Linked DNA regions of Homo sapiens: regions 1 and 3 are each linked to region 2. A link is a contact called in ENCODE Hi-C or POLR2A ChIA-PET data. All regions are on one chromosome and are shown on one strand. The core of a region is the stretch at or near the end of the contact, and the rest is flanking DNA. Distances in the headings are between cores, read along the strand shown. Region 1 has its middle 3.8 kb from the start of MIR6078. Region 2 has its middle 110 kb from the start of LINC00702. Region 3 has its middle 40 kb from the start of LINC00703.

Region 1 (3,756 bases), core at 1,155-3,654, 140 kb before region 2:
GCCAGTTACGAGGCCAACTTTCTAGCAGGGCTAAAAGTGTGCCCCAGGGCCTCTCTACCCAACCGCAGACGGCTAGTTGGATGCGTGTTCTGAGAGTCGTGGTCCTGATGGATGAGTACATCAGGTTTCTTTCTCCTGTGGGATGAGTGTTCCCAGGTCCAGGCAGTGCGGACGCATCAGACGCTGTGCGGCATTTTTACCGGAGCAGAGCGCAGGTGGCCTGCACTATGCGTTTGCTGGGGAAGGCCTGGAATCCCAGGCCAGTGTCTCAGCCACTCCCTTCATTGCCAGGAGTTGTTCTAAGCAAATCACGACTTCTATGTTTACGCCACTGAGGGAGCAGTAGAAGACAGAATGCTCGAACACGGTTCCACTTTGGAACCCGCCTCCCCTGCCATGTCGGGGATGTATTGGAAATTCATCACACAATGAAAGAACAGCGATGTGACTGCAGTGCGACACCTGCCTCTCAGGACACGGCAGACGGCGAGGTCAGCCCTGCCCAAGCTGTTTGGAATTCATTCCGCTCTGAGCTTCCTCAACTTTCACCCTGTTCTCACCTCCAGCGAAGCTGCCATTAGCTTTCCTTCTTCCCAAGCATGTTCTGTCCCTTTCTCTGGGGTTGGGAAGTAATCAGGTATTTTGGGCTTGTAAAATCTCCTGCTGGGTTGTCAGCATAGGAGCCAGAAAAATAAAAGAACATGCCGAGCAATGTGAAGAAAAAGACAAGATTTAATTACCCCTTCTGCTTGCTTATTTCAGAAGGTATTGGAAGCTAGTACCTCTGTGCATAATACGAAGCCAATTTAGTATCGTAACGTCTGCTTAAGCAAATTACAATAAGTGAAGAATATATGGCAATCAGGAATAAAATGTTCCTGGGGGCTGTCTTTGATGGACGTTTTAGAAGAATGCCACTAAAACCAAAATATATCTGAAGCCTGGTTGGCAGGCATCACGAATAATGTGGTTTGCTGGTCAGGTAAGTTCATAAATCTCCATAACCAAGATGCTCTATCCTTCCCCTTAAATTATCCCACCATAGCTATAAATCAGTAGCAACTATTGACCTGAATCAGGGAAGCACAGTTTGCAGAACCTACTTCGTTGCCAATCAAGGATGGCTGAGTCACCTTCCACACAGGGCAACAGCTTTGGGGAGCTCTTGTCTTGGACAGATCCCCATTCCTTTGGAGATGCTGTTGGTCCAGACCAGAGAAAAGTGGGTGTTTATGTAGTGTTGAAGAACACAGTAATAATTACCCTTTATTTCCTCCACACCAAGAATTCAAAAATATCTTAAATCATTTTCACTCGACATCCTCCCTGCCCCTGAACACAAAACAAAACTCTTCTAACAAAACGTAGCACTGTTTCAATGGCTAGTGTTATGGTTTGCTTCTGTGGCCCCACCCAAATTTTGTCTCAAATTGTAATCTCCACGTGTTAAAGGAGGTACCTGTAATCCTTACCTGTAGAAGGAAGGAGGTGATTGGCGGTTCCCCCATGCAGTTCTCATGATAGTGAGTGAGTTCTCATGAGATCCCTGATGGTTTTAGAAGTGTTGCAGAGTTCTTCCTTTACACACACTCTCTCTCACCATGTAAGATGCAACTGCTTCCCCTTCCACCATAATTATAAGTTTCCTGAGGCCTCTCCAGTCACGCAGAACTGCAAGTCAATTAAACATCTTTCCTTTACAAATGACCCAGTCTCGGGTATTTCTTTATAGCAGTGTGAAAACGGACTAATGCACTAGCATGAGAATAAGGACCGAGGCATATCCATTACACCGTCTAAAGGTAAAGTTTCCCCCAGAACTGTGTTCAGAACATTGCTTTTTTTGTTTCCTTTATTCCTGGTTGTTTTCTCTTTGGTCTCTAGACCCTGTAATATTTCACTGTGACTTCTATCAGTGCATTTGCAATGAAATTTTATTACAACCAAAGCATAATGTCTCCCGCCATTTGCTTCAGGAGAATTCGATTAATCATTTATTCTAAAACTGAAACTGAACATGAAACAGTGAGGATGTAGGGAAGGGATTTAGAATGAGAAGTGGCCATCGTTAAGGCCTGTGGCAGAATTGCTTCATGAAGTACACAGAATGTTTTTATTTGTATTTTTTTTTTTGTTACTTTAAGTTCTGGGATACATGTGCAGAAAGTGCAGGTTTGTTACATAGGTAAACATGTGCCATGGTGGTTTGCTTCACCTATCAACCCATCATCTAGGTTTTAAGCCCCACATGCATTAGGTATTTGTCCTAATGCTCTCCCTCCCTTTACCCCCCAGCCCCTGACAGGTCCCGGTGTATGATGTTCCCCTCCCTGTGTCCATGTGTTCTCATTGTTCAACTCCCACTTATGAGTAATAACATGCGGTATTTGGTTTTCTGTTCCTGTATTAGTTTGCTGAGGAGGATGGTTTCCAGCTTTATCCATGTCCCTGCAAAGGAAGTGAACTCATCACAGAATGTTTCTTAAAGAGCAGACTTAGAAATCAGAGAATTAGAGGAATTTAGGAGTGGGAAGGAAAAGGAATTCTCCCTAGGTACCAAATGAGAAGGGCAGAGCACGCTGGACCTGGAGCCATATTTCCCACAGTGCTAAATCCTGGATTGGGCAAAAGCAGTGGAGGAGACCTCAGGCAGAAGGTTGAAGAATGACTTAATTATAGTAAGCGGTCAGCTATAATTTGGGGACAGAACAAATGAAAACAGGTTGAAGACAGAGCCTGAAGGTTTCAGGTTAGAGATGTGTTTCAAGGCAATGTGTGGGTCGTTAGGGAGGTTGTAGAATCACATCTGACTCAATCTCTATTGGCTTCCCCCGTTTTCTGAACTGCTGTAGCACTTTCTATATGTATTGCTCTTTTTAATCATATATTCAATTTTGTCTGGCACTTAAATATTTTCGGTATGTGTTTCTCCTACTGTCATATAAAATTGGCTTGTGGCCTGGAAGAGTTATGTAATTTTTTGGACAGAGCTCAGTACCCAGTCATCCATTCCATCCTTGCTAAACCTCTGCGAAGTAAGCAGAACAGGTATTTTTATTTCCAATTTTTGGATAAAAATATATATACTGAATTGAGCCAAGTGGCCAGTAAAGAGAGAGGAGGACTTGACCAGGTCCTGGTTGCCCTAAAAAAATGCTGCATCTTCTAGTCCATGCTGCTGATCTCTTGACAAGCTTGGAGTAAATGCTTGCTGGGAATAGAATGGATCAATGCAAAAAAATTCCTACATAATACAGATTTGATGAGTGAAGACAAATTAGTTTTTTTGCTAACCCTATCGGTCTTTTAATATTTCATTTGAGATCTGAGATTTAAATATGTAATTTTTAAAATCATGCCTATTTTCTTGAGGACATCTGCCAACATTTCCTCAATTTGTAGCTCCCTTTAAAGTTCTGAAGATGGTAATTAAATATATATAATACAGAGAATAAAAATAAGAACCTAATCTGGCCCTATGAAATTAGAACTGGAAATGTTTTGTCGAGTTGATATAGCTGCCAATGAGTTATTGCTCCCTGTGGAATTTTTTAAAATTCTTTTTTAAAAATTTTAAAGTGCAATTTTAAATACCTTAGTAAATTTGCTTGTACCTCTTCCCCAGAGAGATTATAATTTAATGTAACGGCATCCACTCTCGTGACATTCTTGGGCAAAGAATATGAACGTTCTTTTTAAATATAATTGCTGTACTTTTAGGTATGAACTTTAATTCACACATTTCTTTCCCTCTAG
Region 2 (3,798 bases), core at 299-2,798:
ACTTGTGCTGTCTAGATGGTGAGAGACGCTGAGAAGCGACCGCAGGAATCCCATCCTAGAGTGGTGGCCTCCTCTAGAGTGGTGAGACCTGTGACTGACTTATTCTAACCAATGCAGCGGCAGGGATGGCAGGTCCTTGTCTTGATAGAACAGCTGCTTCTGTGGCAGGGATGTGGTACAGCTGCCACAATATCATCATGTCTGTGATATGAGAGATCGAAATAGACACCCCTATATCGACAAACATGGACCCTAAGCTAAAGGGAACGGAGTTACCTATGTCTCAAAGGTTCAGAGCCTGGCTGGTGTGGCAAATTTCCAAATTTACACAGGTACAAAACAAACCACACTCGCTAAGCTCCCTCACAATGGTTGCTATCAGACCCCTCAAAGCTCTGATTTGCAACCCAGACCACTACCATTCTGATAGCTTTACAAACATTCTTTTCTGATAAACAATGGCAGACTTGAAGGCAGCTTCAGCAGCTTATAGAGGCTGTGCACAAACTGTTTTTGTTTCCTGCAGTTCATCTGTTGACATAAAGGGCTAATCCCACCTCATTTTAATGCTGAAACCCTGCCCCAAAGTGAACACGGGATGTATGTTACATACACATTCACCCATTGCACATGCGTTCCACTCTCCTCTTAAATATGTATAGCTTTTCCCCCAAACTTGCAGACCATGTGTGAGTCTATTGTGTAATAAGACCCCATGAGGCATAAAACCAACCCCTTCCTTCCTTCCTCAAAGAGAGAGCACCTTTGCCTCATTCTACGTAGTTCCTGCTGGAGTCTCCTGTGGTTGTGGTTGGGTCGTCTAAATTACTACAAAGAGCAAAAAAGCTCTGACATAAAAATGGTCTCTTATTTTCTTAATCTTTGTGTTTCTCAGGTGCACTGTTGTGAAGAGACCTCAGCATACGTGTCCAGAGCAGTTAGTAAACATTTAGTGAAAATCCATAAAGAATTTGTAAATGCTCTCTCTATAAATCCCTACCTGGACTCTTTCATTTTTTCCCCCAGTTTCCAGTAAGAGTACAAAGTTATGATTTTTACACGAAGATTTGTTTTCATCCCCTATTACTGTACCTTATGACATCCTGGCAAATAATAACAATAAGAAATGGGAACGATAACAGTAATTCTACTTTTGAAACACCTTTTGTCTGTAAACATATATACACTTTCTGTAAGTGTCAAGGGATATATTTAATCATGATACTAATCCCCGAGAACTTTGTGTTTTGTCTCAAAATTCAAATAGACACAGGGCCCTTTGTTTGGACTTAGTTGGTTGCACAACGCTTCCAAAGTTAGCGTGTACTGTGAAGTCAACTGGGATTTTCAAGACATTTTTATGTACACTAAATATGTCTTAACATGATCTTAATGAAAGATGTAATAATTGACTGGCAGATGGAAGAGGCAGCAAGAAAATTGTAGTTTAGTAAAATAAAGTTTCACATTACTATATCAATATTAGGTTTTACACTAAAAGGAAAGCTAAATTTAGGAGCTTTATTACATACTAGCATTGACATGAGTCATTTCCTCTCCATTAAAGCAACCAAAACCCCAACTTCCTATCTTAGGCTATAATCTGCACCAGCCAGCAGATTTCAGATCTCAATTCTGCATGTTTGAGTTCCTCAAAAAAAAAAAAAAAAAAAAAAAAAAATCTCAGTTTAAGTTTGTACTTTCAGTGGAATTTTAAATAATTCCAAGAATGAGAATAGCTAACATCAAGCATCAGATATTAGTCAGAACAGTTTCACTTTGAGCAATAAAATTAGATCTCAGTTGAAATTTGCAGATACTGGGAAAGGAAAAGTGAAGTACTTACATCTTCACAAAATAAAATGACTTGTATCAAATTGAGCACACCCACTAACACAGACACTCACAGACACACACAGCGAGACAACACAGAGATACAGATGACACACACACACTCACAGACATATACAGCGAGACAACACAGAGATAGAGGACACACAGACACACTCGCAGACACACATGGAGATAGAGACAGAGGCACAGACACAGACATACACCAACACAGACACAAGCAGAAACACAGACACAGACACACACACACACACAAGGAGATGCACAGAGACACAGACACACACACACACACCAACACAGACACAAGCAGATGCAGAGACACAGACACACACACATAGACACACACCAACACAGACACACAGAGACACAGGCACATATACACACACCAACATAGACACAAGCAGATACAGAGACACACACACACACGCACAGACACCAACACAGATACAAGGAGATACACAGAGACACAGGCACACACACACACAGACACACCAACACAGGCACAAGCAGATACACAGAGACACAGGCATACACAGAGACACACCAACACAGACACATGCAGATTGTGTGAGACAGACACACGTGCACACAAACTTCACCAACACGCACACACCCAATAATGATAAATGCTTCTCCACTTCTGTGTTTTGGTGACACTAATAATCTTGTACTTTCTTTGACACAGTAGCCCATTTTCTGTTCAAAAGCAACAGAAAAATATGTCATCTAGTTTACTGTTTTTAGAATTGTAGGATATTTTTGTTTCAGCCTCAATAAAATTACTTCTAAGTCCTTCTAAGTTTTGAGTGTCTTCTAATTTCTTCATTCCTCTAATGAAAGGTCCGGTCATGTGTAGATATCACCCCTGTGGGGACCCCCTCACATTGCACCTGACCTTGGCTGTGCTGCTGTCTGCCTGTGGATGGAGTGGATTGACAACGGTGGCATTCACATGATGAGAAAAATGCTCCTGGGGCCGCGCTCCTGGCGAATGGCTTTGGAAATCAACAAAACACAGTCCCACTTTTGTCTGTGACCAGTCTTCATGGCATATCAGTTAGAGTGGTGTGCTAAATTTTGAGACCAGGTGGACAGAAGTGAGTTAAATGTTTTCAAGTGATCAATAAAGACAAATACCTTTATTGGGTACTCATCTCAAGCTCTAGGAATGGAAAAATACAAAGATGCGTAGTCCGTATTACTCCTTCAAGGAGTTTAATAATTAATTGAACATAAAATTCCTATATATGTGTATAAATACATATATTTTAATACCTACACAATGAAAACATCATTGTGTAGCAAGTAGTCCTGTAGGAAGGTTAAAACCTTGTTTTCATCCTTATCTTATTTTTCTCACCTCTCGTAATCCAAACTATTGAAGGACATTGTTGAAGCGAGTAACAAGGACTAAAGGACCAGAAGGTCACAAAAAAGAATGCATCACTGAAGAAATAAAAAACTAAATAAATGACTCAACTTTTTCTCACAAAGCTAGTCAATAAATTCAATGTTTTAAATGTGACCTGTGGACACCATTTAGACAGGTTTAGAAATATTGTATGTTGTTGAATCTGAGTCTGAATGGATTCAATGACCTTGTGAAGGAAACAATGACCCCTATTTTGTCTAGTGAAACATGTAGCATTTACAAGCAGAACCTACTCCAATTAAAATAGAACTAAAATTAAATTACTTAAGCATCCAGCATACTAAAAAAACTAAAATCATCATTTTACTCACAAGGTAGAATCAACCTAAGTTATTTATCTCTGTATCCAATCCTTAAATACTTCGTTAAACTTGCAAAATTTTAAAGTTGAATAAAATTCATCAACGTTTATCTGAGTGTGTTTCTGCTGTGTGCACATATAATTTAATATAATAAAATACTTATTGGATTTTGACATTAATTTTCATCTTAAATGAAAGCTGCTGCTATTTCTT
Region 3 (3,645 bases), core at 1,026-3,525, 210 kb after region 2:
GCAGGAAATGTCTCTCTGGTGTAGATAAAGTAGAACATCAGCGTTAGTCAAGAAATAGCCAGGGGTGGGAATGGGGAGGACCAGAATGTAAATAACCACTCCTTCCAAGAAATCTGCCATTACAAGAGTAGTGGGAGATGGTGTATTCAATCAGACACACATGGCTATAGATTAAATGTCATCTGCCTCTGCAAAAAGTGGAGAGTTGGGCCATTTTGTTAGAATAGGCCTAAATATTCTTATGGGACAAAAAGAAAAATAGAAAATAGAATGAGCCTGCTAGTTTACCTCACTCTGTGCACAGTAATTCCGGTGCTGCTTCAGATTGCATTTTAATAATGAGTTACCGCAATGCGATTCCACCCCGTACCCACTAGGGTGGCTATAGTAACTATTTTTTTTTTAATGAACATAACAAGTATTGCTGGAAATGAGGAAAAACTGGAACCCTCACACATTGCTGGTGGGAAAGGACTATGGTGAAACCACTGTATCCACTGTGAAAAAACGGTTGTTGGTTTCTCAGAAAGCTAAAGGTAGAATTACCCTATGACGAAGCAATTCCACCCCAAGGTATATACCCCCCAAAACTGAAAACAGGTGTTCAAACAAAAGCTTGTGTATGAATAATCATAGCGACATTATTCATAATAGCCAAAAGGTAGAAATAAACCAAATACCCATCCACGATTGAATGGATAAACCCAACATGGTCCACCCATACAATGGAATATGATTTAGGCATAAAAAGGAGAAAAACACTAACATGCGCTCCCACATGGATGAACTTGGAAAACGTCATGCTAAGTAAACAAAGCCACACACCATCTGACTCCATTTAGATAAAATCGCGGGAATAGGCAAATCCACACAGACAGAAAGCAAATTGAGAGTTGCTAGAGTCTGCAGAGAGGAGAGAATGGGGAGTGACAGCTTAATGTGTGTGGGGTTTCCTTCCGGAGGGATGAAAACATTCAGGAACCAGAGAGTGATGACATTGGTGCGGCACTGTGCTTGTACTACATGGCTCTGAGTTGTTCAAATTAAATGGTTAAGATGGTAAATTTTTGTATGAATTTTAATAAAGTATTAGTTGGTTGCTTTTTAAAATTGCTTGACCATTTATGTCTTTATAAAGTAAGGAATATGTTTCTTTTAATAGGGCTCAAAAACTAAAGATTCTGAAACAGTCTCTAGATAACCTTGTAACTGCTGCTTAGACTACGAGGTAGTAATCTGACAAATTTCTAAATTACATATGACTTTTAAATTGTTTTTAAAAAATTATTGTATAGTTGGTAAGCTCCTATTTGGAAACAAGGGAATAATGAATTCTTAAAAGAGCAAGATTCTAGAGATTTTCTGTGAGAATCAGAGGATAAAACACTTTTATTAGAGTCAATGAAGCCATGTGCCCCTAAATATTTTATTTTCAAATTTAAAGTGTATGATTGATTGTCCAAGCTGATAATCAGCACCAACCCTCTCTTGTTTTCCTCGTGTATAATTTATATCCTATTATTTTGAAGAAAGACCCAAGGCAACTGTGCTATCCACATGTGTACATTGAGCCGCAGTCTTCCAGCTGTGCAGTTTCCGGAGCATTAAAAGAGTTATTCTCTCTTAAAACACAGGCTCACATGCCTGAAGTCCCACTCTTAGAAAATGATTTGATTTCTCCTTTCATCCAGGATCCTCTGATAAAGTGCCACTAATGACTCCTGGAGACAGCAGAGCAATGGGGCCCAGGCCAACTGCGTCTTCAGAGTCTGCACTTGTGACAGAAGGGGGCATCTATGTGGAAACCTCAGCATCTTCTCAGTGCATCTATTCCACAGCTGATCTGGGCCAGCTTGAGATTCCCTCTCTCACAGCACCCTCCACCCACCTCACGGAGGAGGCAAAACTATCTCTCAACTTTCAGTGTGAGAGTCTGAAAATGGGGAAGCTTTAAGAAAGACAGGTTTTTTTTTTGTCTGTTTGTTTGTCTGTTTTGTTTTTTCCTTAAAGCCCAAGGCTACCATGTTTATTTCTGGCTTTGGGTTTCTTTCTTGAAAAAAACCCTTTGATAGAAAGCACACCTTGAGTGACCTGCGCACCTCTCCTTTGACACAGATCCATTTTGTTTGGGGAAGTTGCATGGGAGGCAGAGTTGAAGCTGCTGCAGAGGTTTGTATTTCAACAGATCATTCCAGCTATCCACGCTCAGCGCCAGGGAATATGGAGACTATAACATAGTATGTGGCTGACGCAAGTTGCCTACATAACTCAGACGAGAGCTCCACACCCTGGGGCTGTGCCTCGCCACTTCTGTGGAAAACATTCTTCAGAGCTCTTTGGAACAGGATGACTCACATCAGGGGGTATTTTTAGGAATCTGTGAACTTGCATTTAGCTTAGAGATGCAAGATCCATCCAGAGGAGCTCTGAGCCATTACACACGGGCTGTTTTGAATGTTGTAATTCAACCACGGTTTCTTGGTCTACGATTGAATCATCCTCCAGTTAAGCATCAGAAGAAAACAGAAAAAGACTGTTGCTACAGCAGGGCATTTGATAACATGCTAAGGAAATCAGTGCCGGCAGCGGCCCCATGTATATTTTTACAGAAGAGCACCTGCTTGTTCCCAGCTCATCTTGCAATACTTGCTTAAATTTTGCAAATTCACTCCTAGAAATTTGTTGGATTGCATTAAAATATCAACACTGAAATTAGAGGCAGGTGTAGTCAAATGCATTAAAATGCCACTCTAAGCAAGGTCAGCTATACATAGTGCTCATTTATTTGCAGCTTACCTTTCAAACCACTGGAGAGAGGGGCAAATTGGAACAGCAGGTGCGGCCTGTGGAAGCTTTAAGCAGCATGAGACAGTTTCCCCCTGGAAGGTTGGGACCTCCCAGATACGTGTGTGTATATTTGTGTGTGTTATGTATGCATGTGTGTTGTATGTGTTTAAGTGTGTGTGGTTTTTTAATTTTTGTTTGTATGTATGTGCATTTGTTGTGTGTGTGTGTTTGTATGTGTGTAGTTTAGTTACTAAATAATCAGTTCCAGGTAAGAACAAATCAGTCCATCCATCAACCAATGAACAGATGAGTTGTAGGCAGACCTTTCAATGCTGAGAAATAGAATCTTTGTTTCAGTGTCAGGATAAGGAAATTCTGCTGTCAAATGTCCAGAGAATAAGGGTTAGCATTATTTGGGCTTGGAGGCAAGAATTTCTCATCTTCCAGTAATGATCAAAACCTGAACAAATCTAATAATATGTAAATGTCCAAAAAAAGAAAGAAAGGAAGAAGGAAGGGAGGAAGGAAGAAAGAAAGGAAGGAAGGAAGGAAGGCAGTGAGGGAGGGAGGGGCAAAAATGGTGAAGTTTATGAATTAAAGGAAAAAGGAAAGATTTTAGTCAACTTAAATATCGTATTTCTTTCACAGCTGAAGTTTTCTTCGTACATGTTTACGTTTTTTTTTTTCTTCCCTGCCTGATATTTTGATTATTTTTGCTGCTGGTTTGCCAGTATGTAAAATTTTCTCACTGACTGTCCCTTGCCAGAACATGGAAGTCTGTGTTGATTGTTACACTACCTGGGTTGACCAGGGTTTAACGTAAATTCATGAACTTAACAGTGGATTCTTCTCCAAGTG

The links. A loop is a pair of places that touch in the nucleus more often than their neighbours do. ChIA-PET counts read pairs that join two places held with the same protein, here RNA polymerase II (POLR2A). Pooled maps may share reads with other maps.
Region 1: a pooled map shows a loop between it and region 2 (3-fold over the local background). The contact joins two enhancer-like sites. A Hi-C loop is called at or near these places in 8 of 50 pooled maps. POLR2A ChIA-PET finds 5 or more read pairs at or near these places in 3 of 52 experiments (AG04450, GM12878 and HEK293).
Region 3: a loop to region 2 is called in a pooled map, with 5 times the contacts of the local background. The contact joins two enhancer-like sites. A Hi-C loop is called at or near these places in 4 of 168 maps with a recorded cell type or tissue (B cell, CD14-positive monocyte and endothelial cell of umbilical vein), 9 of 37 single-sample maps with no recorded cell type and 14 of 50 pooled maps. POLR2A ChIA-PET finds 5 or more read pairs at or near these places in 6 of 52 experiments (AG04450, B cell, BJ and 3 more).

The regions. Positions count from the first base shown.
Region 1 is chr10:3,993,032-3,996,787 of GRCh38, forward strand. No RefSeq gene overlaps it. Among named protein-coding and RNA genes, the nearest start is that of MIR6078, 3.8 kb to the left of the region's middle. RefSeq lists an enhancer at 1-500. Within about 2 kb of position 2,405, at least 2 of the 41 ENCODE cell types and tissues checked have a DNase peak (open chromatin) inside an H3K27ac peak, as active enhancers do.
Region 2 is chr10:4,130,168-4,133,965 of GRCh38, forward strand. No RefSeq gene overlaps it. Among named protein-coding and RNA genes, the nearest start is that of LINC00702, 110 kb to the right of the region's middle. Within about 2 kb of position 1,549, at least 8 of the 41 ENCODE cell types and tissues checked have a DNase peak (open chromatin) inside an H3K27ac peak, as active enhancers do.
Region 3 is chr10:4,342,361-4,346,005 of GRCh38, forward strand. No RefSeq gene overlaps it. Among named protein-coding and RNA genes, the nearest start is that of LINC00703, 40 kb to the right of the region's middle. RefSeq lists an enhancer at 1,719-2,918. Within about 2 kb of position 2,276, at least 20 of the 41 ENCODE cell types and tissues checked have a DNase peak (open chromatin) inside an H3K27ac peak, as active enhancers do.